Regions from separate parts of the Homo sapiens genome. Here region 1 is linked to region 2. The links are chromatin loops, found by intact Hi-C in ENCODE. Cell type or tissue: dorsolateral prefrontal cortex. All regions are shown on one strand. Links, peaks and the distances in the headings refer to the core of each region. The heading gives the core; the rest is flanking DNA.

Region 1 (15,192 bases), core at 4,290-12,289, 250 kb before region 2:
AACACAACAGTGTATTTCCTAAAAGCTGGAGCTGTCCTTAGAACATTTCTCTTCTCTTTTTCCCTCCTCCTTCCAAAATTTCGTAAAAATAGGGCTTTCAGGTTTGGTGTTCAAGGAAAAAAAAAAACTTACTAGGAGTTCCAAAGACGAAGATGATCAGGGAAGAATAATTAATAGAAGCCCTTAGGAGGCTGTCTTGGAAAAATGAGTTGTTTGGAAAGAAGGGTTGCCCCTATTATAACATCTTGCTTTGGCTGTGGTACATTTGCTACAAAAGAGCCAATTCTAAAACATTATTGTTAGCTGACATCTTGATTGCAGCCAGTAAGACCCTGGGTAGAGCACTCAACTGAGCCATAATGTACTCCCTACCCACGGAATCCACCATGAGATATTAACTGTGTGTTGTTTTATGCTGCTAAATTTATGGCAATTTGTTACAAGCAATAGGGAACTAACATACTCAGAGGCACGCCACACATGGTCTATTCCACTGACAGCGGACCTGCTGACAGAATTCCCCTCCAATGCTCTCAAGGCCACAATGCATGTTTTCAGCCACCTTTAGCCACCAGGGTCAATTCCTTCGTCTTTGGTATGCAAACCAGCCTCGTCTTCCATATGCGAGCCAGCCTGGGTCTTCGTCTTCCGTATGCAAGCCAGCCTGGGTCTCTGCCAGACACAGAAAACCCTCAAAACTTCTTTTTTTTATCTGACTCAGAGATCCATTCCCATCATGCCCCCTCTCCAAAACAACTCTTATTTCCATGACAGCCTGCTATGAGATTCTGGGTCCTATTATTCTTCCCTGATCATCTTCCTCTTTGGAATCCCTAGTAAAGTTTTTCTCCTTGAACACAAAACCCCAAAGCCCTATTCTTATCAATTTTTGGAAGGAGAAAAAAAGAGAAGAGAAATGTTATAAGAACATCTCCAGCTTGTAGAAAATACAGTGCTGTTATACGGAATGGGCACAAGCTGGAAGCATTCCTCTTGAAAATAGGCACAAGAAAGGGATGCCCTCTCTCACCACTCCTATTTAACATAGTATTGGAAGTTCTGGCCAGGGCAATCAGGCAAGATAAATAAATAAGTGGCATTCAAATAGGAAGAGAGAAAGTCAAACTATCCCTGTTTGCAGATGACATGATCCTATATCTAGATGACATAACCCCATCATCTCAGCTCAAAAGCTTTCTAAGCTGATAAACAACTTCAGCAAAGTCTCAGGATACAAAATCAATGTGCCATAATCACTAGCATTCCTATACACCAACAACAGTCAAGCAGAGAGCCAAATCAGGAATGAATTCCCATTCACAATTGCCACAAAAAAATAAAGCACCTATGAATACAGCTAACTAGGGAGGTTAAAGATTTCTCCAAAGAGAACTACAAACCACTGCTCAAAAAAATCAGAGATGACACAAACAAATGGAAAAACATTCCATGCTCATTGATAGGAAGAATAAACATTGTTAAAATGGCCCTACTGCCCAAAGCAATATAAAGATTCAATGCTATTCCCATTAAACTACCACTGACATTCTTCATAGGATTAGAAAAAAACTGTTTTAAAATTTATAGGGAACCAAATAGGAGCCCAAATAGCCAAGGCCATCCTAAACAAAAAGAATAAAGCTGGAGGCATCATGCTACCTGACTTCAATGTATACTACAGGGCTACTGTAACCAAAACATCGTGGTACTGTACAAGAAAGACACAAAGACCAAATGGAACAGAACAGAGAACCCAATAATAAGATTGCACACCTACAACTATCTGATATCCAACAAACCTGACAAAAACAAGCAACGAGGAAAGAATTTCCTATTCAATAAATGGTGCTAGGATAACTGGCTAGCCATATGCAGAAGACTGAATGAAACTGGACCTCTTCCTTACACCATATACAAAAAAATAACTCAAAATGGATTAAAGATTTAAGTGTAAAATCCAAAACTATAAAAACCCTGGATGACAGCCTAGGCAAAACCATTCAGGAAATAGGCACGGGCAAAGATTTCATGATGAAGATGCCAAAAGCAATTGCAACAAAAGCAAGAATTGACAAATGGGATCTAATCAAACTAAAGAGCTTCTGCACAGTGAAAACAACTATCAACAGAGTAAACTGACAACCTACAAAATGGGAGAAAATTTTTGTAATCTATGCATCTAACAAAGGTCTAATATCCAGCATGTATAAGGAACTTAAATTTACAAGAAAAAACCAAACAACTCCATAAAAAAGTAGGCAAAGGACATAAACAGACACTTTACAAAAGAGGACATACATGTGGCCAACAATTATATGGAAAAGAAAGCTCAGCATCACTAATCATTAGAGAAATGCAAATCAAAACCACAATGAGATACCATCTCACACCAGGCAGAATGGCTATTAATAAAAAGTCAAATAACAGATGCTGGCGAGGTTGTGAAGAAAAATGAACACTTATACACTGTTGGTGGGAGTGTAAATTAGTTCAACCATTGTGGAAGACAGTGTGGCAATTCCTGAAAGACCTGGAGGCAGAAATACCAGTCGATCCAGTAATCCCATTACTGAGTATATACCCAAAGGAATATAAATTGCTCTATTATAAAGACACATGCATGCAAATGTTCACTGAAGCACTATTCACAATAGCAAAGACATGGAGTCAACCTAAATGCCCACCAATGATAGTCTGGATAAAGAAAATGTGGTATATATACAATATGGAATACTATGCAGTCATGAAAAAGAATGAGCTCATGTCCTTTGCAGGGATATGGATGGAGCTGGAGGTCATTATCCTTAGCAAACTAACACAGGAACAGAAAACCAAACACCACATGTTCTCACTTGTAAGTGGGAGGTAAACAATGAGAACACATGGACACATAGAGGGGAACAACACACACTGGGGCCTTTTGGAGGATGGAAGGTGGGAGGAGGGAGAGTCCCAAGAAAACCAACTGATGGGTACTAAGCTTAATACCTGGGTGATGAAATATTCTACACAAAATCCCTCATGACACAAGTAAAAAACCTGCACCTGTACCCCTGAACTTAAAATAAAAGTTAGCAAAAGAAAATATTCCAGCACCATTTAAATGTTTTTTATTAGCATTAGTGCATATTACAGTAACTCTCTTTAAAGCGCTTAAACTCACCTCTCTTTACAGGGTGAGTTCTTGTAATATGCACTATATAACTGGGCTGCAGGAAAGTCTTTTGGGGCAGAATCACAAAATAAATGGGCATTATTAACACTTCCCTGATGATGCACTTTGCATTTCCTAAGACCATGAAAGAGAAAAAGAACCAGAGGCAAAAATGTGGTATTAGTAATAATGAATTGGAGAGCATGGAGGCAGGGGAAGATGGAAATATTCCGGGTTGGGAGAAGTTTCCTGAGAGGGTTTCAAGGAAGTGAGTTTTGGAGATCAACCTGTTGGTGACAGCAGGCCCAGAATTTGCTGATTATTGTCTTTGCACCAGTTTTTCTCAGATTGCCTACGCATTAGACTCACTTGGGGAGTTTTTGAAAATCCCATTGCCCAAAACATACTGCAGACCAATTAAATCACAATTTGGGGAAATAGAACCAAAATGTCAATATTTTTTAAACATCACTATATGTTTAACATTGCTGTTTTTTTAAATCTTCCCAGGTCATTTTATTGTACAGCCAAGTTTTAGAACCACTGCTTTACACTTTCGTCCTCTGTTCAAAACAGCGACTTTCACGAATTGGCACTTAAGTTTCACTTGGAAAGGCTGACAACACCCAGATTCCTGGGCCTCATCCCCTACAGTTTCTGATTCCATAGAATGAGAGGGAACCCAGGAAAGAGCATTGCTAACAAGCTCCCAGGTGATACTGATTGGAGGAGCATTCTGGAACAGCAAAGGCTACATTTTTTACCTTAATGAAATTACAGGCATATATTTTAATAAGTAGTTAAACTATTAATGATTCATAACTGTATGTGACCTGTTTTGCATGTATGGGCTCCTTAGAATTAAAAATTGCAGATTCTACACTAATTTTTAAATTCTCTTGTTCCCTAAACAGCATGCTACTGAGACCAACTGCCTCCAAGGGAAAGACCTTTGCACAAAGACAACCAGGAGAGATTCAACTCTTCTGTACACTTACCCCAGTGCAACTGAACTCTCCCTGCACATTAGGGTTTCCCAGGGATCATGCAAAAGATACTAATGTTTGGTTTTCACCCCTGGAAATTTTAATTTATGGAGTATGTTCTATATAAAATTAGACTTTATCTCTTAGGGCAGTTTTAGATTTCCAGAAAAATTAAACAGAAAGCACAGACTTTTCATATACTCTCTCCCCGCCTTCACACAGTTGCCCCTATTATTTTCATTTTGCTTTGGCATGGTACATTTGTTACAAGTGAGCCAAAACTGATACATCATTGTTAGCTAAAGTGCATAGTTTACAATAAGATTTACTGTTTGTGTTATACTGTTCTATGGGTTTAGCCAAATCCATAATGTCATACATCCACCATTTCATTGCCCTAATAATCCCCATGTGTTCCACCTGTTCATCTCTCCACTCTTTCCTCCAAATTCCTAGAAATCCCTGATCTTTTTGGTGCCTGTAGCTTTTTACCCTTTAGAGAACGTCATATAGTAGGCTTTTCTGAGTTTTTCTTTTCCACTTAGCAGTATGCACTTACATTTCTTCCATACGTTTCTATGGCTTGATAGCTCATTCCTTTTATTGCTGAATAGTTCATTGTATATATGCATATAGATGCACATTTGTATGTTTGTTCATCTATTCAACTATGGAAGGACGTTTTCCATTGAAGCCTCCACATTTGGCAATTATGGATAAAGCTGCTATAAACATTTCTGTGGAGGGGTTTTTGTGTGGACATATGTTTTTAAATCATTCGGGTAAATACCAAGAAGCACTATTGCTGGATCATATGGTGAGACTATGTTTAGTTTGTAAGAAACTGCCAGGCTCTCTTCCAAGGTGGCTGTACCATTTTGCTTTCCCACCAGCAATGAATGAGGGTTCCTGTTATTCCACATCTTCACCAGCATTTGTTATGGTCAGTGTTTTGAACTTCAGCCATTCTAATAGGAATGTAGTGATAGTCTATTGTTTTAATTTGCAATTCCTTGATAGCATATGATGTTGAGTACTCTTTTATACGCTTATTTTTCACTTGTATTAGTTTTCTGGTGAGGTGTCTGGGTGATAGCATTTTTTAAAAGTTTCCTAGGTGGTTTTATTCTGAAGCCAGAACTGATGATTACTGAAAGCTGGAACTCCCAGAGACCACTAGACATAGAGCTCCTCTTTGCTCTCTTGACTTAAGGGAGGTAAACTTGATAGCATTCTTGTATCCCACCAATATCCTATCAGCTTTACTGTCATAGAGAACAATGGCTTGATTTCCAGATGCCCTAGGACTCTTTCTGGCTTCCCAAACCTCTCTGCCTACATACAGGGCAGGCTGGAGGTGACAGAGAATTAATCCCATCTGTCCCGAGGAGCAGCCCTCAACCAATACAACTGATAGGAGTTGGTGTGTAAATACTCCAGCTCCCTTGCCCTTCTAGTGGGATAATTCCAAATTGTGTTCTACATTGTCTCCTGAAGTTTCCCCAGCAGGATTGGGTTCCACATTGACATATATTTTATTCCCTGCTTTTCTCTCCCCCTCACCTCCCCACTCCTCTAACTTGGATCACTGAATCCAAGCATCTCCTTGGATCACTTCCAGAATAAACTACTTGCACATACATCCTTATCTCAGGATCTGTTTCTGAGGGATCCAAACCAAAACAAGCTCTGTATAGAGAGTAAGTGATGGAGGAAATTGCTCCAGGATATAAAAAAGGAAGTTGAATGGAACTAGGAAGGCATATAACAGATACGTGACTGGACATGGATATTCAAACAACACAAAATTCGGAGCCATAGAGTAGTTTTCCTTCTATTACTTTAGAGTCCTGTGTCAGGAACTGGTCACTAGATCTCTTCAACTATTTGCTAATATTCAAAAATATGCAAATAAGTCAAAACCTGTTCTCGTTTTACCATTTTCACAAGTTTAATTGGTCTTCCCTGGGTTCATTACAAAGCTGAGGGTGAAATTGAGGGCTTACCTTATTTTATTTTATTAGGGTATAGATTTCCAGGGAGGAAGAATGAAAAACAGGAAGAGTCAAGAAAGGAAGTTGAAAAGAGCCTGCGTTATAGAGACGGCTGCTGCTGGGGAGACCGATTACTTAATCATGGACTGAAGCCTTTGGAAGCCATATAAGCTACAACCCAGGACTGATGAGGCTGGGTGTAGCAAGAAAGAGGAAATCATGCAACTACTGGCTCCCATCACCAATGGCCCAAAGGCCAGATTCCAGAGGACGGTTACTGGGAAAAGTGGACAGAGTTGATCTTCTCATGGTTGTCTGATCTCTCACGCCCAATAATGAAGAAAATGGAGGGAAATGGATGGTGACCTCAGACTCAATCTTTCCTTCTCACTTCTTCAATAGGTGGAGTGTCCTGACTTTCCAGAGGCCCATGTAAGGTATTTTATATACTTTGTAAGAATTTAGCAGCTTTCTTAAGAAAGGAAAAAAAACTGGGGGGTGGAGGGCAGAAATGAGAAAGTCAGGGCTTCCTTGAGCTGAGCTTCTCTGGCCCTGATATCACAAGGCATGCTAGCTCCACGAAACTCTATTCTAGAATTGATTAGGTCAGAACCATTGCCTGTGAACTCATGCAGCTACTCCATCATAGTGTGAAGAAAGGCACAATCTTCCTTCCAGAAAGAAGTTCTATACCGACAAGGAATACAAGGCAGTTCAATTATGTCATAATTGATTCTAATTGGTCCTCCCATGGGCTGTTAAATTCTTCATTTGCAGCCTAGTAGCACATTAGGGAACTTAACACCTCTAACTTGCCCTGGAAAACGAGAGAAGTTGTTTAAAAAGACAAAAAAAAACAACAATGGCAACAAAAAAAACCCCACCAGGTAGTTGAGCCTGGAAAAAGAGAACCCCAGTGAATAAGTAGAATGACAGCCATTTCAGGAGCAGTGTGGAGGAGCTCTCAGGGGGAAAATGCAAAATTTCAGGCTGCCTTCTAACTGCAGAGAAGAAAAAAGTTATTGAGGGATTATTGTTGATAATCATGGAGCGTTTCTTAAATTGACAAAACTTCCAAGAACTTTTTACTTTCCTTCATTTCCCCAGTATTTATGGACTCCATCTAGTTGTCAGGTGCTGGGTCAGAGCTGAAGATGCAGAGTGAAGGTGACATACATAGAGTCTGGCATGGGAGAGCAGACTCTAAATGACACCAGGACCTGAACTGTCTGGAAGAGCATGTAATGAAGAGGAGAAGTGGAGAACTGGGCAGGAGTGCTTCAGGCAGAGGGGAGAGCAAGTGTAAAGGGCCACAGGTGAGAGGGGACACAGCAGGTGCAAGTGACCGACACTGCTACATTTTACCTGAATCCTCTGCTCCTGGGCAACAGCGAAGGTTCAGTAATCCCTTAGTCTTTTGTGTTCAGAACAGTCTGCTACAAGGAACTTCCCTTCTCCATAGGACATAGAGAAGACTCAAGGATGACCCGTGACAAAGCTAGGCATAGACACAGGCCCTCCAAATTCTTATGCTTTGCCTTATAAATGATTAGCTGAACTGTTTGTCCTCACCCACCAGTTGTAACAAAATGTCTGTTAATCAAACCTGAAGATTTTCTCTCCTTTCCCCAGGTCCCTGTACTTTGGTCCTTCTTCAGCCCAAGCCAGCATGCAGACCTTCTTCAACAGCAGCTCCTGAGAAGAGGCCACTTCTGAAACCACTGTCACATCATCCCACACTCTTCCATCCTACTTCTGAGTCACACTAGGCTCTTTCTAACCTTGCTCACCCTCCATAAAAGAAAAATGATTTTTGCCTAACTCTTGAGAAGCTTGCAGATCTTGCGGTCAGAGCATTCCTCTTATTCTAATAGTCTTTCCCTGTACCCTTATAATGCTCCTTTCCAGTGAAGTCCCTCCCTTCCTGAGTCCTGATGTGTTTTTTACTTGACATGGCTGAGCATGGGCACTGGTAGTTTTTTTTGTTTGTTGTTTTTTTGTTTGTTTGTTTGTTTGTTTGAGACTGAGTTTCACTCTTGTTGCCTGGGCTGGAGTGCAATGGCGCAATCTCAGCTCGCCACAACCTCCGCCTCCTGGGTTCAAGTGATTTTCCAGGCTCAGCCTCCTGAGTAGCTGGGATTACAGGCACCCGCCGTCATGCCAGGCTAATTTTTGTTTGTTTGTGTGTTTTGTTTTGTTTTGTATTTTTGTAGAAATGGGGTTTCACCATGTTGGCCAGAGTTCTTAAACTTGACCATGTACCAGAATCCCCTGGAGGCCTTGTTAAAAAACACAGATGTTGACCACTGCCCCAAAGGTTCAGATTAACTAAGTCATGGAGGACCCTGGCATTTGCCTTTCTAACAACTTCCCAGGAGAGTCAGGCTGCTCAATTGGCACCTCACCTTCAGATTCACTGTAGAACCCAACAGAGAGAGGAAAGTGATGGGGCAGCTGCTGGAACATGCAGGAACATGGAGACTTTAATCTCAGGGAAATGAGGAACCACAGAAGCATGAAAACCAGCAAGCACTTAATCACATCTGCCTGTTTTGGAAATCCCTCCATCTAAAGCTTGGAGGACAAACTGGAAGGAACAGAATCATGGAAAGTAGCTTCCCATGAGGAAGCTGCCTCATGGTCCAGGTGGGAAATGACAGTGGCTTGGCCTGAGGTGGGCAGTGCAGTGCCAGTGATCGAAGAGAAGCAGAGATTCAAGTGGTTTTTAAGCAGCAACAGGCATGAGGCTCAGGGGCTGACTGGAGGTGGAGAATGAGGAGGAGAAAGGAGTCACGTGTGATCCTTAGCGTTCAGGTGATAAATGGTGTGCATTATGCCAGGAGGAAAGCCAAGAAGAGGAGAAGCTCAGGAGGAAAAGCTGAGGCTGTTGCTACCTGGAGTTTGGTCTGCTGGAGAAACCGGGAATGAGGATGGACAGTAGGCAAAAAGAAGGTTCTGGAGGGTCAGAGTTTGGTCCGGGCCGGTGAGTGGCTTAGAGACCATCAGTGAAATACATATGGCAAGTGAAGCCGTGGTAATGGGTGATGTCACACCAAAGAGAGGACAGAGTCATAAGGAAAAAGATGAAAAGCAGACAAATAGAGGAGGGCCCTCCCGGGCCCAGACTAATGCCAGCCTCAGTGCCTTTCTCAACACAGTCTCATACTTTTCATGCTCCCATTTTCCTCATAATTTTACAGGACTCCGTTTTCTCTCCCCTACTAGAATCTACCTGGATAACTCTCCCATTTATTAGTAGTTTGTGCCAGCTTTTCCAGGCAGTGCTTATTTTTCTTGGAAAAGGTATTTGGCAAGATAAACCATATTTATTTGTGAATGTTTATTTTTTAAGCTATAAAAAGAAAGTTGACCAATATGAGAAATGTCTTCTCCCTCTGCTCTTTTCTTCTGGTGCCATGCAACAGATAGAAGAGTCAGAGTTGAAGGGCCAACCCAAGGATGAAGGCACTGCCCGCCCGCCTGTGGTGGGCATGTGGATGAGGAATCCGTGCCTGCACATAGCACTCAAGATCCACCACACTGACTTCTTTAAGGGAAATAAAATGGAGCTCTCTGCCCCAGAAATTGTTCATCATATGGTTGTGCATATTTATATAGAGACTGTTATATTTTTAGTTGGAAGAAGGTGGGTTTTTTTCTCAGTTTCTATGGTAAATTGCTTGTAAAGTTTGCATTTGTATAATGAAAGTAATAACACTGAATCGGTCCATTTGCCCAAGCAGGAAATGCACCCTATTGTCAGGTTTCGAAATACATGAACCTTTAAAAACAGAAGCCATATGAATGGAAAAACATGGAATGCTTTTTTAAAAAATGTAGTATCCTCTGACATGAAGTTAAAGTCCCCAGATGCTCCCAACTGTACAGTTCCCTGGGGCAGTGGATGTGCACTTATTCTTCTTGGGGAAGTGGGGAGCAGGGCCCTTCCCGCATGACTCAGCTCATCTTAGACTTGTGCTGTCCGATGGGGAACAAGCCGCACATGGTTACTGAGCACTTGAGATGCGGTGAGTCCACATTGAGATGTGCTGTAAAAGTCAAACCCACACTGGATTTGGAAGAATGTAAACTATTTTTATGTTGATTTCATGTGGAATAATAATAATTTTGATATATTAAATATTATCAAATAGGTTAAATAAAACATATTATTACAATATCTTTTCACTGTGTTAGGTTTTGTGCTGTGAGTTTGTTAGAGTTACCATTAACCAAGTACCAGAAACTAGACGGCTTAAACAACTGATTATTTATTGTCTGACTATTCTGGAGGCTAGAAGTCTAAAATCGAGGTGTCAACAGGGTGGGTTCCTTTGGAGGGCTGTGAGGGAAACATCTGTCCAGGCTTCTCTCCTTGGCTTGCAGAAGGCTGTCTTCTCTCTGTGTCTATTCCCCTTACCTGCCCTCTATGCATTTTGGTTTCTGTGTCCAAATTTTCCCTTTTTATAAGAACATCAGTCATATTGGATTAAGGCCCACACTAATGTCCTCAGTTTAATTTCCTAACTTCTGTAAAGACCCCATTTCCAAATAAGATCACGTTCTGAGGTATCAGGGATTGGAACTCCAACATAACTTTTTGCTGGGACTCAACACATAAAACACTGTCTACTTTTCTTTAAAAATGACTACCAGAAGATGTAAAATTATATGTGTAGCTCACAGTAATTTTCTATTGGATAGCATTGCTCTGGAATGACTTCTCTCCCCACAGTCTGGCAGTATAAGTGGTGGGGGCAGAGGAACTATGGAGAAAAGGGAGTTCTGAGCTTTCCTGAGATGCCAATAATCTGAAAATGCACCTATTTAATGACATGATTGTGGTTCCCATAATTCTGGGAGAAGTCTCAACCTTAATTGACCTGGGAACTCCGTCGTACTGAAGGTGAATGAAAGTTTATTGTATTATTTCTGTTTTGTTGGGATTGGCTGAAGAGAGAGTGGAACATATTTTATTTATTCATTTATTCATCCATTTATTGATTCACCCATGCATCCACTCATTCACTTATTTAGATTATTTTGCTCTTTTGGAGGCCTAAGGTTTGCACCTCCAGAATATCCTAAAAATCTTCTTGACTTAAGTATAGAGTTGGAAGATAAGAGGTGAGCAAGATAGGTTTTAAATAGGAAGGTAGATGGTATTCTGAGCTACTGAGAGAAAATAGAAAAGAGGTCCATGAAAGGAGAGAGAAGAGTTATGAAAGCAGGAGACAGGGACCAATATTCAGGTTGTATCTAAGAGTTTCCTCCTCCTCTTTTCTCATGCATATGGAAGAGTGTGGCTTTTTTAGGAAAGTTTGCCCAGAAGTTAGGTATGAACTCCTCTCACTATACATGGTTCCTGTCAGCAGTATGGCACCTTATTAGTATTCAAGGCCTTGAAAATTTCTCCTTTGCCATAAAAAAAATGATATAATGATTAGAAGGAAGTTATTACCAATTCCTGCTCTTTTTTTCCTGAGCCATAGAGCAAAATTATTCTATTTAGCAAAGGCATGGAAGATGAGCATAACAGATTCTTGAAAAGTATAGAAATCTTATTTTTGTCTTTGTTGAATTAGGTCTGAGTTGACTCCTGTGTAAAAATCAAATGTGGGCCCTCGCCCTGGGTGCATAGAATGTGGCCTTTTTGTCAAGGTTCTGTTGAGTTATTTGTATTTCTCAAAGAAAGCCCTTAGAGACTGAATTACTCAGAACTAAAATTAACTGTAGCCTCTCACTTCCTAGATTCATAATAATCCCGGGTAGAACAGGGAGCATTGGTAGGCATCCTCATCTCCCTGGATTGACCTCTTTACTATCCTCCTTATCACTATGGCAAAGCACATTTCCTTTTCAGAGAAGAGACACAAAACTATTCCAAGTTGGCAGAATTGCCCAAAGGCGATAAGGCTGCACTACATTAACCTTCCCACCCCACATGCTCCTGTCCCCAGTAGGAGGGAAAACAAGACTCAAATTAGTCTGGGTTATTCCTGATATACTTAGGATAGTTCACAGATTTCAGTCTGAGTTTTCCTCCCAGGTTTGGACATCTCCAGCAAAGCTTGTTCTGAGATAAAGGAGTATGTCAGTCACATAGCTTATTTCTGACTATCTAAGATTCAGGAGATAAACATTTCTTGCAGTAATTGCCAGCCACATGGCTTTATTAAATGCTTACATAAAAGCACTTTAAAGGCAGTGCCTGACAGGAGGGCCTAAGTCGACCATGGAAGAAGTACTTGGCAGAGATGATTGGTCACATGTAAATATCACATTAGTACCGTGTAAAGTTGAATTAGTCATAAATCAATTGGGCAGCAGTACACCATGCCTTTGTTTAGAGAGTTAATACGCAAGACAGGGCATGGTATCTCCCAAACCAGAAACAGGAAAAAATAGAATACTTGCCATAGGCCTTTCCTCATGTTATTTTAATCTAACTGGCTGATTGAAAAGTCGTCAATCTCTTCACTTTGTACCTGTGCCTATTTCTTATTGTAATGCAACAAACCCCATCTGTCTGAGGTAGCCATGTTCTGAGAATTTATTTATTTATGATCATACTTTAAGTTCTGGGATACATGTGCAGAATGTGCAGGTTTGTTACATAGGTATACAACTGCCATGGTGATTTGCTGCACCCATCAACCCATCATCTACATTAGATATTTCTCCTCATGCTATCTCTCCCCTTACCCCCCACCCCCGATAGGCCCTGGTGTGTGATGTTCCCGTCCCTGTGTCCATGTGGTCTCATTGTTCAACTCTCACTTATGACTGAGAACACATGGCGTTTGGTTTTCTGTTCCTGTGTTAGTTTGCTGAGAATGATGGTTTCCAGCTTCATCCATGTCCCTGCAAAGGGCATGAACTTAGACTTTATTCCTAAGTCACTCAACTTTTTAGCATTTCTTAAGCTGGTTTCCTGCCAATTCCTGTTTTAAGATCATATGTGTCAGCTTGATATTCAATTTAATTGATTTAAATCCAATCAAGTTTGTTTAATGAATGCCCTCCATGTATTCACACCCTTTACCCTGAGGCTTTCTACCCTGGAGGTGCCCATGGGACTTCTTCAAGTCAATGGGAAGTTAGCAAATGGGAGGAAAGTAAAGGCTTAAAAAGCATCTTTGCATCTTTGCATTTCTGCTTTCTCTCTTGCTTTTCTGCAATTTCTTGTGATAACAGCTACAGGTTAGCATAGTAGAGAGATGTGGATGATTCGGGGAGGAGACCTGAGTTATCTCAGTGGAGCCTATGGCAAACCAGCCAGCTCCAGTCATTCTGCCAGCACATTTCAGACTCAGATGCAAGCCCAGCCCTGATCAGCCAAGCCTGGCCCAGGCCAGCCAGTCTCTCAGTCAACCTGCAGATTTGCGAGAAAAACAGAACAAAACAAAATACTTCATGCTTTAAGACATTATGTTGGAGGTAATTGTGCAGAATTATTGTGGTGATAGCTGGGAGAAAGGGAAGATTATAGAAGGTGGACATATGAACATTTTTTGGCCAAACAGAAATTAATAATGCATCTTGTCAAATGAATATAAATAAATCTTGCCATTGCAGAAATAATATGCCATTTGACCATTCTATGCTTTATGCCAAAAATCTGACATTCCTTAAAATTTGCTCGGAGGCTAGAAATATTGGGAGAGCTGTCTTGCCCCTACTCTGAGCTCTGTGAGCATCCAGGTATGGGGTTTCTCCTGGGCCTTGGTGGTAGTATAGGACCAGTTTCTTCCCTCCTGCAGAAATCAAGGTAACCTTTCCTGAATTTCCAACAGCCCTGCAACAGTCTAATCCCACACGAGCTCCAAGAAAACAAGTCTGTATGCTTAGTATTGTATTAATTATTTTCCTCTGAAGCTATAATCAATTTGCCTTCCTTCCTCTTGCCTTTGAAAGTGTATTTGTGAAGCTTTTGGGCTGAAATAATGTTGATGATACCCTAGCCAAAGAATTTTCTTATTTGCAGAAGGACCTGTCTTTCCCGAAAGGAAATATATGAGCACTGCTAATCTATTAAAAAGAAAAGAAAGGCAAAAAAGAGGTTTCCCTGTTTGAAGCAGTTTGGAGAGAGTACAGTGAAGAAAGATCCTCTTCCAACACCCTGCTTTTTCCCTCTGCCACATCCCCTGGCTTTCCCATGAGGGGCCCTCTAGCATCATAGACTCATGCAGAATCAGCGCTCCTCAAACCTTAACAAGTATAGGAATCACTGAGTCTTGTTAAAAACTCGGGTTCAGATTCAATAGCTCTAAAGTGGGGCCTGAAATCTGGATTTCTCACTAGCTCTCAAGTGATATGATGCCGCTGGTGCAGGAGTACACTTGGAGTGGCAAGGACTTAGGATATTACAGAACAACTTGAAAAAGATGGACTTGTCTGAGTTCTTCCATTGGCAAAGAGGGAACGTGACTCCAGGGAGGTCACATTTAATGTCAGAGCTGGGAATCCTCATACACAGATCAATGCTCTCTCTTCGCCATCTTTCTACATTACCCAAATCCCCGCAAGTTCATACTAGACAATAAAAGAACTGGTTAATAAAGAATACTGACCTGACCTTCATGCATGCTTTTCCTTTCTGCTGTTAAAAGAAATTTTCACTTGCCAAAAGACTGGTTTTAAAATCAACTAGTTCCAGGAACTTTCACAGAGCAAAAACACATAAAAGACTTCTATTTTACTTGTTTAACTTTTATTTTAAGTTCATGGGTACATGTGCAGGTTTGTTACATAGGTAAATGTGTGTCATGGGGGTTTGTTGTACAGATTATTTCATCACACAGGTATTAAACCTAGTACCCAATAGTCATTTTTTCTGATCTTCTCTCTCCTCCCACCTTCCGCCCTCTGATAGGTTCCAGTTTGTGTTGTTCCCCTCTATGTGTCCATGTGGTCTTATCATTTAGCTGACCAGCAATCCCATTACTTTGGTTGTATACCCAAAGGGGTACGAATTGTTCTATTATAAAGACACGTGCATGTCTATGTTCATTGCAGCACTGTTCACAAGAGCAAAGACATGGAGTCAACCTAAATG
Region 2 (15,192 bases), core at 2,323-10,322:
TGGGTAGGGGTGAGGGTAAGTGTTGGGGAGGGAACTAGAAAAGTACAAACGCATGAAAAAAACACTCACCGCATTGACCTCAAAATGCCCAAATCTAAAGAGACTCCACAAAGACCTATGAAAACCGCAGCAGGCAATCTCTTTTGTTTTATGGAATGAAGGTTCAGGAGCAGTTGAGACACGAGGCATAATTGAGAGGCACCGAAATAAGGACAGCAGTGCCTCCATCCAAAAATAATCAAAGTTGTAACAACCCTGAGATGTCAGACGCTGGCTGCTTGCTTTAACAGGCATAGACATCAAGTCAAGGTAGAAAGCTTTGTAATATCCAGCTGCATCATTTACCTTTGACTGTAAGAGAAAGGCCATGAGGCTGCCCACTTATCTTGGGGGGTGCACCTGGATTCGATTTTGAAAGTCAAGAGCTCTCAAAAGAGGTTGTGAGAGAGAGGTCTGGGAGATGTTTGGTCAAGTTTGCTCAAAGTTAACAGTCAAAATGTTTTTCTTAGTCAATTTCTTTTTTTCAAATCCTCTTCCCGTGAAAAAATTCCTGTTTGACACTGCATCATGATAAATGACTATGTATTCCATTCACTCACTGATCTCTGGATTGGTTAAAGGCAGTAAGCATGACTTACTAACCTCTTTGTTCCTGGCATCTAGAATAGCACCTGGTACACAGGAGGGGTAAAATAACTGTTCTTGCTATGGTTCTGCTGGGTCCAGGTTGTATCCATATATTGTTATCTCTTAGAAATGCAACTGTGAGGGAAGCTGCTTCCATTTTACCCAACACCAAAGAAATGGAAGTGCATTATGTCAATAACATTCATGTTTTGAGTGCCAACCATTTTGCATGCTTCATCTCATCCAATTTTGCCAATTCTGTGAAGTAGGAGTGATTACTACCATGTTAGAGGTGTGGAAACTGAGGCTTGGAGGCATGATTTGCCCAGAATCATGCAGTTAGGAACTAGAAATCTAGGCTTTGTGGCAGAGCTCTTAGCTAACAGGCTCATACTATCTTTATTCTGCCACTCTCCTTTCCTGCCCCATAGGGGGTCTAAGGACCTGAGAAAAACAGCAGAAAAGCACTCAGGGATCTCCTTTGATACTCAACAGTTTTCATAACATACCCAGAATTATCAGTAACCTAAACCAACAGCATGGTACAAGTTGTCTACTCCCTATCCTGAACCAGTTCATGCCTCTAGCATCTCAGCCTTTATTCAGCCCACATTTATTGAGCACTTTCTCCAGACCAGACTTCATACCAGGTGCTTAAAAAAAAATCACTGCAACAGACACTTGATCTCACCTCTCAGGAGTCCCCAGTTGTTAGAGAAAAAACTCAAACAACTTTTAAGCACTGAGGAAAGTTTTTTTTAAGTGCAATAAAGTATAAGACAAAGGAGTCCATCTTTCAGAACTGAACTTCCTAAATAAAAACAGAAAATGTCATGCACTCAAACCTCTTTAGCTTTCTCAAAGCGGTAGTATTAATAGGAGAGCAAAGAGCTCTGGACGAGCCAGAAGTCATTCCTATTCCACCTGCATTCCCTACCAGCACACATGTGGTTCACTCAGACGGGCTCAAGCAGGCCAGGCGAAGCCCTCTTAAGAGGCAGAGATTTCTGTTCCTGGGCCAATTTAATTATTTAAATTTTTGCAAACATTTACTCACATTCGATGGCAGATCTGTCTGCTAAAATTAGACAGTCCTACAGTGGTCACAAATGACAGATTCCTACAATCTATGAATCTTCAAGGGTACTCCCCAATCCTGCTGTACATACAAAGGGGTTACAATTAGACCACTCATTGTAAAGGCCAATTATATGTCCTCAGTAAAAAGAGGGGGGCAGTGGTGATCTGGAGCCTGCTTATACCAGCTCCCAGGAGCCAGTCCTAAATTTTTCAGAATTCTGTGAGCCAGCTGTTAAACATGGCCATTATTAGAAATGGAATTATACAAACTTGAAGTAAAATAAATTATAACAAAAACAAAAGTAACAAATAATCACAAGTTATCATCTATTTTATGACATTTACTACTATTATACTCTTGAGGTTTTTTGCAGTTATTGTGCCTGCATGGTGAGAAAACTTCCCAGCTCTGTGTTCTAAGAAGTCAAGTTGTTAATTTGAAATCCATCACAGTGGGAGTATTTATATCATGATATTCAGCCAATCACAAGGCCTTTTCCACTCTTAGAGACATTTGTTAAACATTACCAGCACAGCACTAGATAAGAGGGTTTTCTATCAGATTGGTTCAAAAGTAATTGCGGTTTTTGCCATTACCTTTAATGGTAAAACTGCAATTACTTTTGCACCAACCTAATACCAGAAAATTGCAAGCAGCATAACTTTCACCACAGGTACAAAGCAAATATAGGCACAGACACAGCTGAAAAAAAAACAACCTGCAGGGAAGAAAGATGCAAACTAGTCAACTTGAGGGTGACAATTGTGTTAGAAGTATAGAATATGACTCAGGCAACCTTCTCATCCATGCCATCCAGACTGGCCTATAGTTGATTGGATCATTAAGGGTCGAGAAGGAAGAAATTTGTCAGAATATTCCCAGATTTCCAAAGACATCCAACCCAGAACACAATGACAGCATCTCCTCAGCACTTACCACCAGGAAAGAGGTCCAGATGATATGAAGACAGGAATAAACCAGATTGTCCATGAACCAGAAATAATCCAGACAGACTCAATGAGAGCAAAATCTCCATCACTGCAGGATGGCAGGATCACCCTGGGAACCGAGAAAGGTTAACCTGAGTGATAGGGCACATGAGATGAACTTGATTGTTTTAGGACTAAATGTTTTTATTCAATTGACAATTAGAGATCACTCAAGTTTTACATCTTTGAGGAAATAGTCTGTAGTACAGTATTGTCCAATAAATCTTTCTGCAGTGATGGAAACATCCTATCAATACGCACTGCCCAAAAGAACAGCCACTTCATCTAACTGTTGAGCACTTAAAATGTGATCAATGCAACTTAGGGACTAAATTATATGTTGTACTTAACTTTAATTACTATAAATTTAAATGTTCATGACCTCATATGGATAATGGCTATCATATTGGACAAAGCAGCTTTAGTGAATCTGAAGCTTGGAAGCATCATTCAATCAATCAGGGTGAATGTAAGTCATAAAGTTGGGGTAATAATAAGTAGGACAAAGGGTAGTTCCCTGATTGAGCTGGGTTTATTAAAGAAGTTCAGTTCTTTAGGCTACACATCTATAATTATAAATTCCTGAAGTGTCCACCGTGAATACTAAATTACCATTATATTTCTTAAAAAGCCAGTCCCATCTCTTAATGGTGCCACCTTAATCAGCATCCTGGAAGTGGTCAGCTGACCCCAATCAGCATCCCAGAAGTGGTCCCCCCTGAGAGAGGTCAGAAGGCACTTGGTGGGCTTGTCTCTTCTAGCTTTTGTCATCAGTTTCGTCAGCATTTGGATGTAGTAAAGTGCAATTCTTGGTCTATCCTGGTCAAGGCAGGTAGAAAAATCACATCCTCGCACTTGTCAAACCATAGGGTTTTCCAGGGGCTTTACTGAGCTACAGCCTCCATCTGATCCCTGCCATTTCACACCAACCGTGGAACTAGAATGTCACCTAATCCCCCTGGTTTTCACCCCTGTCTTCACATCTCTGCTGGGCCTGGAACTTCTAGTAGCTTCACCCTCAGCTTCTACAGGGCCCTCCATCAAATCAGACAGGCACAATACAACCTGGAGAACTGCAGCATCACGGCTCACTTACCAGACCCAAACTCCTTGGATTCTGGGCCCACCCAGCTTCCATTTTGTTATTCCCATTTCACAAGGTAAAATTGTACTTGGGCACAATTCTGGAAGAAGGAAAGAGGCAGAACCTAGAGGTGAAGGTGACCCTTCTTGGCCAGTGGTAGAACTGGCTCTAGTGTTTATCTTGTGGGGACCTCCATGCTAACTTCAAAAAGAACTCAGACAATCTTTGAGGCTAGTTGGAGTTTTATTTCTATCAAAGCATAACAACTGGGCTCCTGAAATAAAGAAGGCTGTATTTCTATCATTCCAGTTATTAGACAAGAGTTGGAAATTTTGATTGGCTTGGGGCTTTGTTTTTTTCTCTTTTTCTTTTTTTTTTTTTTTTTTTTTGAGCTGTTTTCTTTGTGTTCTTATTTATTTAGGTATAGATGGGTTTGTTAAGGTGTAAATTACATTCTATAAAATTCACCCTTTGCCATATGGTTCTATGAGTATTAACAAACACATATAATCTGGTAGCTACCACCCTAAACAATGTATAAAACAGTTCCAATCACAATAAAAATCCCTCATGTTCTTTGTAATCAATCCCTCCCCTACTCCCAAGCAACCACTGATCTGTTTTCTACTCCTGTAGTTCTTCCTTTTCCAGAATTTCATATAAATGGAATCATACAGTATTTAGCCTTTTTAGTCTGATCTCTTTCACTTAGAATAATGTATTTAAGAATGAAATATTCAACTTCCCTTTTCACTGTGTAGCTAACAATAACACGGCATCACAGCAAGAGCTGTAATGAGATGTGTCCAGGAAGAAATAGAGACACCCACCAACACTGGCAACAGGGCAGGGAAGTCTTCTCAGAGGAGGACATAATCTACTGAGGCCAAAAAGTAAGCCAAGCACCAAGTGCTAAGGAAAAAGACTTTCAGGTACTGAAAACTCATGCCCAAAGACAGGGAAGACATTAAAATAAACAAGCTTTCTACCTGGAAAGAGAAGCTACTTGACGGTAAAGAGTCCTATATTTTAGCCTAGGGTCCGAGGCAAATGTAAACCTGCAACTCTAAGACTCAAATACTTCTAACCAGCAAGGATTCCGACCTTATTGCCATACCCATCTCTTCATTTGTTTCAACAGTGATAAAAGGCAAAAGTCCTTCAAGCTGGAAATCCATCCATTGAACATACAGATTCTACAGCAAACCTCACCCATGAGATCAGGGACTGGAGCCAAGTTGTGAGTTCCTGCTCTAATTTCCCCTGACGCGTAAACAGGAGAACATTATTTATCATTTATTGGGAGTATATATCCATTAGCTTTCCCATGGGAATATTAACAGGATGAAACTGAAAAAATAAACTACAGAGTTTTCAGCCAAGTGTTTCTAGATTCATGGGCAGCAGATCAGCTCAGTGGGCAACCAATTGTTTTATCTTGGACAAGTCCCTTGACTTTTCTGGTCCTATGTTCTTTTCTGTTACAAACAAAAGAGAAAGAAAAAGAATAAAGTTGAATCAGGCCATTTCAGAAATTCCTTCTAGCGCTCTTGTTTTATGGTTTTATAAGTTGAGGTCAAGATGATTGCACTTAAGGAAACTTGCAGCACACTCTGAAACGGGGCTAGAATAAAGGCCCCATTCACAGTACCAGGGTTCAGTGAGTACAATGTGGCTTTTTGTTGGGGTGGTGGGTGGAGGGGTGGAGAGAGAATCTGGGAGGTCTGGCATTCACTCTCTCCACCACAGATCCTAAATGAGTCACTAAAATTATGGTAGCAATGGTGAATGTGAAAAGAAAAGAGGAAATAGAGCTCCCACCAATCCTAATAATGTTCTTGTACCTCTCCTGGGCCAGCAGAAACAGTTCTGGAGGCCACTGGGCCTGGCCAGACTCTTGTCTTTATTAAAAGGCAAATGCAGCCACATCTGTTCTCATAAGCTCAAATATCGTTCTAGTCTATTTACCCTGGGACTGTTGGAAAAGCTGTTATAAATCAGGCTGGAACCATGTGTCACAGGCTCCAGAGGGCACAGAACTATTTCCAAAGAGTAGATCACGCTCCAATTTTCCACTTTCCCCACTGCCCCGCTGCCTCTCCACCTCGTCTCTACTTTGTATTTGTCCTCTGTCCTACAGCTCTGCCATCATCACCAGGAGGATTTCCAGGAGCACCTCTCCTCTGGGGGGATGATACGACACTTTTTCCCAGCCCCTGTTTGCATGTAGTGATATTCTGACCCATCAGGGAAACCCAAGAAGGTTTGGGTTCTAGCATGAGCCACAGATTTCTGGCACGTAAGAACTAGAAAAGAAGGGAAGACCCCAGAAACACTAAGTTAACTGATATTCAAACCTTTTTTTAATTTTTAACTTTTAGAGACAAGGGCTCTTTATGTTTCCCAGGCTGGTCTCAAACTCCTGGGCTCAAGTAATTCTCCCACCTTAGCCTAATGAGGAGCTGGGACTACAGGTGAGAGCCACTGCAACCAGCTCAAACCTTTTCTTTTTTTTGGAACCAGGGCAAAGTCTCTCAAACATTGCATGGAAAACTAAAATGGAAAAGTGATAAAAGTTGCAGAAACAGGGCAGAGAGGTGAAGTGGAGGGGGAAGGGCAGAAATCTTAAGCTCAGTCCCTTATCCTTAACACATACATACTCACGCATGCACGTACATACATGCACACCGACACTGTTGAGGAAACAATAAAAAACAACAACGAAGTCTTCTTCCAACCCACAAATCATCTCCACAAAGCTAGTAAAGAAGCACTCTTATTGTTGGATAAGATTATATGTTCATTAGCTTTCTCATGGATTATTAACAGGATGAAATTGAGAAAATAATTTGCAGTTTTTAGCCAAGTGTTCCTAGATTCAGGGGCATCAGAAAAACCAGAATGTGCTGAGCATCACTGGCAACCTAGTAAGAGATTGCAAAGACAGGAAGAACTCACAGTCACCCTTCCACGCAGCCAAACATATTCAACCCACTACATACGTGTGCTGGAGATAAACAATAACTAGTGCTCAAGCAAGAGGATTGGACAGCACCATTTGCCACAAATAGCTGATCCTAACTTTACTTGGTAATTGGGGTGACAAGCTATGTTAGCTAATTGACTTTATCCAGAGGAAAAAAAATCATGCAAATACCTGTCTTTTCGAAAAGAGGTGGTTTTACAACTTGGTGTGAAATGCCCACTGAAGTTAACCTCTTACCCTTCCATAGAAATAAAATTTAAAAAAAAAATAAAATTAATAACTAAAAATAAACTGAAAAAGAGATAGGGTCCTATCTCCCTTGGTGTTAGCATTCCAAAGAGATGGCTCCCAGGACCTGGAGAAAGACATTCAAAAAGTGGCTCAGATCATTTCTAAAATATACTTTGTCAAGTAATAAATAATGTACTTACATTTACAAGTTTTCCAAGATAAGTATCCTGACAAAGAGAGAGAGAAAGGAAATCCCTTCCCTTATTTTCGGCAGGAGGAACTAAGCCTCTTATTTTTAATTTGTATTTGTCCTCACAACACATGTACGGGTGTCCACACTCTCACACACAACACTTACTTCAATTACCAATAATCCTGAACTAAACAGCTCACACCTGCTGTTCTGAAACCACCCTGTCTCATTCCTGCTGAGGACTTTATCAGCAGGGGTAACATCAGAGTCAGGGCCATATCACAAACCCAACATACTTTCTATCCCCTCAGCTCCAGCAGTTAGCGTCAGACCAGTGACGCCCGCCCTGGCTTCACATCAGAACAATGCAATGCTTGGGCCACCTGTGGTCAATTAAATCTGAATCTCAGGAAATGGGCCTGAACACTGGTATGGTTCAAAGAGGAAACAGGTGATTCTAATTTGCATCCAAGGTTGAGATCCACTTAGCTAAAGGCACCAAGAGGAAACTGACAGGCTTAGTAAGACAGTGGCCCTCAGCTCTGGCTCTGCACTGGAATGCTAGGGAAGCTTATAAAAACCACAAGCGTTGGCTGCATCCAGGCCTAATATACCAGGCTCTCTGCAGCTAGGATTCAAGTAATGATATTTCTTAATGCTCCCTGGGCAAGCTCAATATGCAACCGAGACCCAGAAGCATGGGTTAAGAGTTGGCTCCTTGGCCGGGTGCGGTGGCTTATGCCTGTAATCCCAGCACTTTGGGAGGCTGAGGCAGGTGGATCACGAGGTCAAGAGATCGAGACCATCCTGGCTAACACGTTGAAACCCCGTCTCTACTAAAAAATACAAAAAAAAAAAAAATTAGCCGGGCTTGGTGGCAGACACCTGTAGTCCCAGCTACTCGGGAAGCTGAAGCAGAATGGTGTGAACCCAGAGGTAGAGTTGCAGTGAGCCAAGATCATGCTACTGCACTCCAGCCTGTGCAACAGAGCAAGACCCCGCCTAAAAAAAAAAAAAAACAAGAGTTGGCTTCTTAAGAGCAGCAGCTGGTTCAGAGCCTGCTTCTGTGGCTATAAACTCTTAGGCAAGGGCCTTACCGCCTTCATACCCCTTCTACCCCCTACTGTAGGGGTAGATCCCTGGTACCTATTGAGTAGTGTGTCCATCAAATGACATAATTTTGAATCATGTTTAGTGCAGTGCATGTCAGACGTTAGTTCTCAATAAATTGTAGCCATTATTATTGTAGAAATGTGTAATAAATAAAAACAGAAAATTCTGTTTAAAGCCATTGTTGTCCTAGAGATAGACTAGTCCATTAAACTACCTAATGGTAACTTTTCCTTCTATATGACTCTGTTTACTTTGTGAAGCTGACAGAAAGAGTAAGGTTCATTTCTGTCTGTGCTATTCCTTCTGTCCTTACTATCCTGGTCCCCTTTTGTCATCAAACTAAAGAAAAATACTTCTAGGCAAAAAAACAAAACAAAACAAAACCCTTCTCCTACCTGGTGCTGACAGCCCAGTCCTGCACGTCTAGGTCCTCCATGTCCCGGGCAGAAGCGTTGGGCTCGGGCAGAGAAGATGAGGTTTTTTAAATTAAGATTAAAGAGGTAAAATGTCTGTACCTGTGGATCGCAGAGTTTAGCTGATATTGGAATCACCTGGCTGGCTTGTTAAACCACAAGCTGGACGGACCCTGGTCCTCAGAGTTGCTGATTTAGTAGGTCTGGGGTGGGACCTCAGATTCTACAGTCCTATTAAGTTCCCTAGTGTCGTGGATGAACCTGGTTCAGCTACCACACTTGGAGAACCACTGGTCTATCCCATTCCTCTCTTTTTCTTTCCTCTTTGTCATGCAAGCAATAAAAGAACATTCTGGTGCCTGTCCTTTGTTCTTTCTGCACTTCCATTACAACCCAACCTTGGCAATGGTTTGAGGCAATGCTTGAGAAATTCTTCACAAGGCTCCACTTCAGGCAATTTTCAAAGGAAATAATAGATACATAAACAGACTTGGCAGTTTTGAGAGAAGGCCCTGCCTATTCACCGTGCCATCTGATAAAGGCCCTTTGTCTCAGGCATAGGGAGAGACAGCATTGTTGATAGGAGCTGATTTCAGATGAAATTCTTGTTTTCATTTTGCTCTTGTTTTTCATCTCCACTCCCATGTTTTTCTCACCACATCCTGGGTTAACTCCATTTTGTGCCCCGGGAAATTGTCTATCACAAAATTCAGAAGGCTGAGAGCACTTTAGAAATGTAAATTTATGACCATATCTCTAATGCTGTGGTATACTAGAAAATGGTAAATAAATAAGAGCCTTTTCTGAAATACCAACGAATTTAAATTTAAGACTAAGAACTTTTCTTTTGCTAGGACTGGAACATGCTGAAAAACAGCAAACACAAGGTCAAGCAAAAGTTCACTTTAAAAAATCAAGGGAAGGCCAAGGCAAATGGGGGAGGGGAAAGTGGGAGACCCAAGAAAATTGAAAAATGGAGAATAATGAAAAAGCTGTTCCGATTCAAACCAAATGCAAACAAGATGCCTCAGCTCAATTGAAGTGGGATGTCTTTGCCAAGATTTCTACCAACTCAAAACTAACATTCTTATGATGGCCTGCAGCCCTCAGCTTCTGATTCTCATAAACCAGCTTAGGGTTTATCATAAGGTCACCACATTCAGCAGATCAAAATGCAAGGACATCTAGTTAAATTTAAATATCAGATATTTCAAATATTGTGTAACACATACTTAACACTAAAAGGGTGTTCACTGCTTATCTGAAATTCAAATTGAATAAGGTGTCCTATATTTTATCTGGCAACCTATATTACTATCCAACTCATTGTCCATTTTCTACATAAACTCAAGCAATGGTCTCCGCCCTTATCTCTTATTTCATAGGAAGCAAACCATCCACCTACAGTCTTTACTATAGTTCTGGCAAGACAGATGTTTTTATATTACAGAGCTACACGTAAATTAACATTCAATGTTGGGTCTAGCTTTTCCGTAAGTCACTCAGCCATTTCCACAATTGAGATTCCACTTGGCATAACTTTCTCTCTCTTCCATCATTCTTTTTACTTACTCCCCTCATACTCCAACTCATTTCAAATGTCAGTAGTAGTAAGACTCTTGTCATTTGACTCTTCCTGGCCCTTCTCCAGGTCTCACTTCACACCACCAAATAGTATATCAGAGTATCATTTAGGAGCCTTAAAAGTCTATAGATGCCTGAGGCAACTCCCAAAATTCTAATTTAATTGGTGGTGGGGAGAAACGGGGAGTTTGGTATTGATATTTTTAAAAGTCCCCAGGGTGATTCTAATGTGCAGCCAGGGTTGGGAAGCACTTCCTTAGGTCAAGGTTTCTCAAACATTCATTTGCACAGAAATCACTAGAGGATCATGTCAAAGGCAGGTTCTGGTTCAGCAGATAGAAGGTAGGTCTGCAGGTTTTGCATTTCCAGCCTGCCCCCAGGCTGACACTGCTCATCAGAGAACCACATTTTCAGCAACAAAGCCTTAGAGGAAATCAAGTGCAAGGTGTTAAGACCCTTCTTCGAAGTGATGGGTGAGTCATCACTGACAGAATGGAGCAGGTTGTAGGTTGTACGTTTTGCAATATAAGTGGATACTTGGTCAGTGCTACAGTATACTAAAACACCAATTATCCAGGGTTAATTGTTGGACATTCACAATAACATGAGAATAGAACAGCATTTCTTGAGTGCGTAGTTTCCTCAGTGTTTAGAACTTGTGCTAGCTGAGGCATTAAGATCTAAGCACTTCCCTAATAAAATAACAAGCCCTAATATTTACACCCCTCTTCATTTGTCTTAGAGCATTTTATGATAGCCATTCCTTGATCTCCTCCACTCCTTTGACAAATATGCATGAGAGTTATGAGTCCCCATTTGACAGATATAAACAGTGAGATCCAAAGATGGCTGTTGCTATAGCGATCTACAAATAGGAGTTTGGTAACATCAATGTTTCTATTATATTAAACCTAGATGTGGCCTCTAATTAATAACATAACCAATTATACATCAGTGCTTCTTAAATGCTAATGTACATACTCATCCCTGGGGATCTTGATAAAATGCAGACTCTGTTATCACAAGTCTGGCTAGAGCCAAGGTTGGCTCCCCAGTGATGATGCTGCTGCCCGTCCTGGGACTCCATTTGAGGCCTCAGTGAATTCAGCTTTTCTCAGCTCTGACATTTGGTGAATTCAGCTTTCTCAGCTGTGTCATTCTCCTCATTATTCTCTTGTGTTACTAAGCATTTACCAAATGCAGTGGCCAAAAAAATGGACTGAGGTTTCTATGCTTTGGTATTTCTTATCATTGTTAAAAGTTTGGAACCAATGCCTTGGAACAATGTGCTTTTTTCCCCCATTGTAGTTTAAGTTATCTTCTAGAAATAAAAATAAGTGATATGTAGCCTCACCATTTCAGCCTTTATTGCTTTATCTAAGATGCTTATGTATGGGACTGTAGTGGCAACACTTATATGCAAAAGAAAAGGTTTATAAATTAGTATCGGCTCATATTTTTTCCTATCTTCGCTTGAATATGGGTGTGTAAAAAAAACTCACAATTTTTACTTTGCAAAAATAACCAATCCATGTGTGGGTGGTTTTATTTTTTGTTTTTTGTTTTTGTTACTCATTCTTACCTTTAAAATAAATACCTTTTCTTGGCTTGTGTCAGAAAAAGTAGCCAACTTTTCAAAGATGAGTTCTAAGCTCAGAATGTGGGCAGCTCTTGATGTCAAAATCCAGATGTCAAAAATGAGAGCAGTGTTTGTTTGGAAAAAGATCTCCCAGTTGACAGTGTCCTTAAAATCATCCTCTTAGAGTTCCCAAGAGGACTGATAGAAGAGTTGTCAAAGGTCTTCAAAAGTCTCTTTGCTCTTGGTTTGAGGAGAAAAAAGAAAAGAATGAAAAGCATCACCTCCTCCAACACACACACACACACACACACACACACACCCCTATACTTACTATTGTCTGAGTGCATTCCCATTCTTTGTTTTTGAAAACCTATCACATTTTTCAGCAATGACAAGGAGAATAATAGTCCCTCCATTACCCTCAAATAAACCATCATTTATCAGTTCAATCTTTGTGATAGATTTATTGCATTCATATTCATAACCCAACTTTTTACTCCTCCCTATGGCTTTGGTAATTACCTCCCACACTGACATCTGCCATGTGATTTGTTTTGCTCAAGGCGAGAGTAGCACATTTGATGCTAGCAGAAGCTTGAAAGCCATGTGAGTTTTCTGCCTTCTCTCTTGCTTCTCTGATTACGTGCGTTGGTTATCCCATTAGAAGCTTATAAGAAACATGTGGCGGGGGACAGCAGAATTGTTCCAGCTGAGGCTGACCTAGATCAGACATTCCTTAGCAGAGCCATCAGCTGACAACAAACCCACCAGAGATCCCAGCAATATCAGCTGGACTCAGCCGACGTCAGCCGAACAGCCCTGTTCAACTCCTAGACTCATTAGAAGTATTAAATAGTTGTTTTTTTGAAGGTAGCTTCCTTCTTCTAATAGTAACCATAATATCTTCAGCATAGATAAGGTCTCCAGCTCATCCATTCATGGGATCTCTAGTTCAGGCTCACCACAACGCCAGGAACAAGACTGGCTCAACTGTCTCAAGGACCAACATGAGCAAAGTTAGAAAGAGAGAAGACAGTCAAAGAGCACTTTGAGCTAACACAATCTTAAAGTTCCATAATGTTGTTCACAGCATGAAGAAATCCATTCTCCAACAGTAAACAGCTGCTATAGATAGAATCCATGTAAACACACCTGCCTACTCCTTGGCACGTCAAGCCTTTTGTTTTGTATTTCATTCACATGGGAAGAAACCAGCAGCAAGACTCCTAAAAGTTACTGAGTCTTTTAATCAAACAAATGATAGGAGAAATCTGTCAGGCTTACCAAACAATGAAGCCTGCAGCCCCTACAGACATTTATTATTGGAAAAGAAAAGAAAATATTATGATTTGTGCTTATACTGTAGAGAGAAGGAGGAAACGGGCTTTTAAATAAAATGGGGAAATATGAAAGCCCTGTTCTACAACAAGACAAACAGCAAAGTCACATCTACTGCTAATCTCTGACAGAGGTATATTTGAGCCAATAGCTCAATGTTCATTATCATATTAGAGGAGGCAGAAGACTGCTTGCCAGTCCTGAAATTCATCTCCACCCAAACTGGGAAATTCCTGTGAAGGTACAGATTTCATTTATACATTTGATAGTATTTACCAACCAGAGTGGCAATGAATTTGCTCTAGAGGAAATAAGTAGTCTGAGTCCTGAGAGTAAATTTCCTATTTTCTCTTCCCATCTTCCCCAGTTCCCTCTCAGTCCTATTGCCCAAGGCTTTGTCAAACCCAGGTCCAGTATGTAGCTGCACTTAGGAATTACCTGGAGAGTAATTTAAAAATATGTTTCTCTGGGACCCACCTCACATTTGCTGAATCAGAACTTTCAAAGGATGAAACACAAGGGTCAATATTTTTCAGATGTTCTTCAGGTAATTCTAGCCAATAGCCTGGTTTGAGAATCTCTCCTCTAAAAATGATTCCGCCAAGATCATGAATTACTTTAATACAAACCTACTATTGCCTCCTTTAAATAAACACGGGGGTGCAATGAGAGGAAGGTTCTCCCTTGAATAAATAAGTAGAAAAGAGTTGAGGATCTTAATGCAAATACTCAATTGTCCTCATTTGTTACTTGTTAGATTACAGAAAATCATTCAATCTCTGGGCTTTATCCCTCAGCTGTTAATTGGCAAACTTAGATTAGATGACTTGAAAACTCTCTATGTATCTGTCATGCACCAGTCCCAGAATAAACTCTGAACTATTTATATCCGTATATCTCTCAATTCTTAGCCAAAGCCCTGCCACTTTTAAAATACCTTCCTTAAAGATGAATGAGCCATGTCTTCAACTCTCATCCCTGTGGCTCAACTGGTACCTTATACAGGCAGGAAAAAAAAAAAAAATCAAAGAGGAAAAGGAAAGGAGGGCAGGTCATGAGTAGAATTTTCACTTCAGGTTCAAATTACTTCTTGAAAATCCTCTATCCTCAGTAACTCAAAGTTATTATGTTTTACACTGCACAGGTGTGTGGCACTCAAAAGGTATTCAGAGAAGTCTTGTGTATAATATTTGTTTGACCAAAACTAGTAAACAACTACATTCAAATATGTCAAAGAATAACCAAAGCCCAAAAATGTTCTCTGTTGAGGCTGAATGCATATGTAAAGCAAGGAAAGCCATGCCTTTCTTTGGGGAGTTCAGTAGGCCTCTCCAGTGGGTGGTGTGAGGGCTGGACAGAAGGCAGGGAGGAAGTCCTTCCAAATAAGAGAGGATTTGACAGGCACTTTGTGACTAATTGTAGAAGATGGAAATTTCTCTCCTGAGATCCTTAGATGGGTCATTGTCACTGTATGATGTCATCTAGATGGGCATTAAACTGGACTATAATTCCCATCTGGGTCTGAGATGAGCAGTTAAAGGCTCAAGCAAGCTTTGGGTTATGCAGGAGTCAGGGCTTTCAGTGTATGTGCAAGGTCCAAGCAGAAATTTTCCTTAGCTACAAAACCAAACAAGATTGTACTGTATTTATGGCTTTATATCCTGCCTTCTGCACCTAACAATAGATGGTAAGCATTTTCCTCTACCAGAATACAATCATCTTCAACGTTATGTTTAATAACCACAAAGTATTCCATTATAAAAGTAGGCCATCATTTTCTCATGGCCCATTGTTGACATTCATAGCTGCAATGCAAAGTCTCAGAGCCAAACTTTGTATAGACCCTCATTTATTTTCTTTAAATACATTTCTAGAGATGCAATCACTTAGCCAAAGATAATAAGCATTTTCAAATCTGTATTTACTGCCCAAATTGTCCTCCAGAAATGGATTATCATTTCATACTTCCACCAG

The links. Hi-C counts contacts between places; a loop is a spot of excess contacts. Peaks named below come from ENCODE experiments on the same cell type or tissue, not always from the same donor. Only the 100,000 strongest peaks of a DNase experiment are listed, where the experiment ranks them.
Region 1: a loop joins it to region 2, with 2.0 times the contacts of the local background. A loop is called at or near these places in 1 of 110 quality-filtered maps.

What each region holds. Positions count from the first base shown.
Region 1 is chr20:12,238,414-12,253,605 of GRCh38, reverse strand. It overlaps LOC107985406 (a long non-coding RNA gene), which reads left to right and starts at 6,164. Exons shown (of 3, transcript XR_007067530.1): 1 at 6,164-6,571; 2 at 7,242-7,450; 3 at 7,767-7,926. It overlaps LOC124904869 (a long non-coding RNA gene), which reads right to left. Exons shown (of 2, transcript XR_007067529.1): 2 at 14,829-15,192. In dorsolateral prefrontal cortex, for the core only: no CTCF peak of the experiment used is centred there; no DNase peak of the experiment used is centred there.
Region 2 is chr20:11,986,649-12,001,840 of GRCh38, reverse strand. No RefSeq gene overlaps it. Among named protein-coding and RNA genes, the nearest start is that of BTBD3-AS1, 76 kb to the right of the region's middle. In dorsolateral prefrontal cortex, for the core only: no CTCF peak of the experiment used is centred there; a DNase peak (open chromatin) is centred at 5,470; H3K27ac peaks cover 6,669 bases.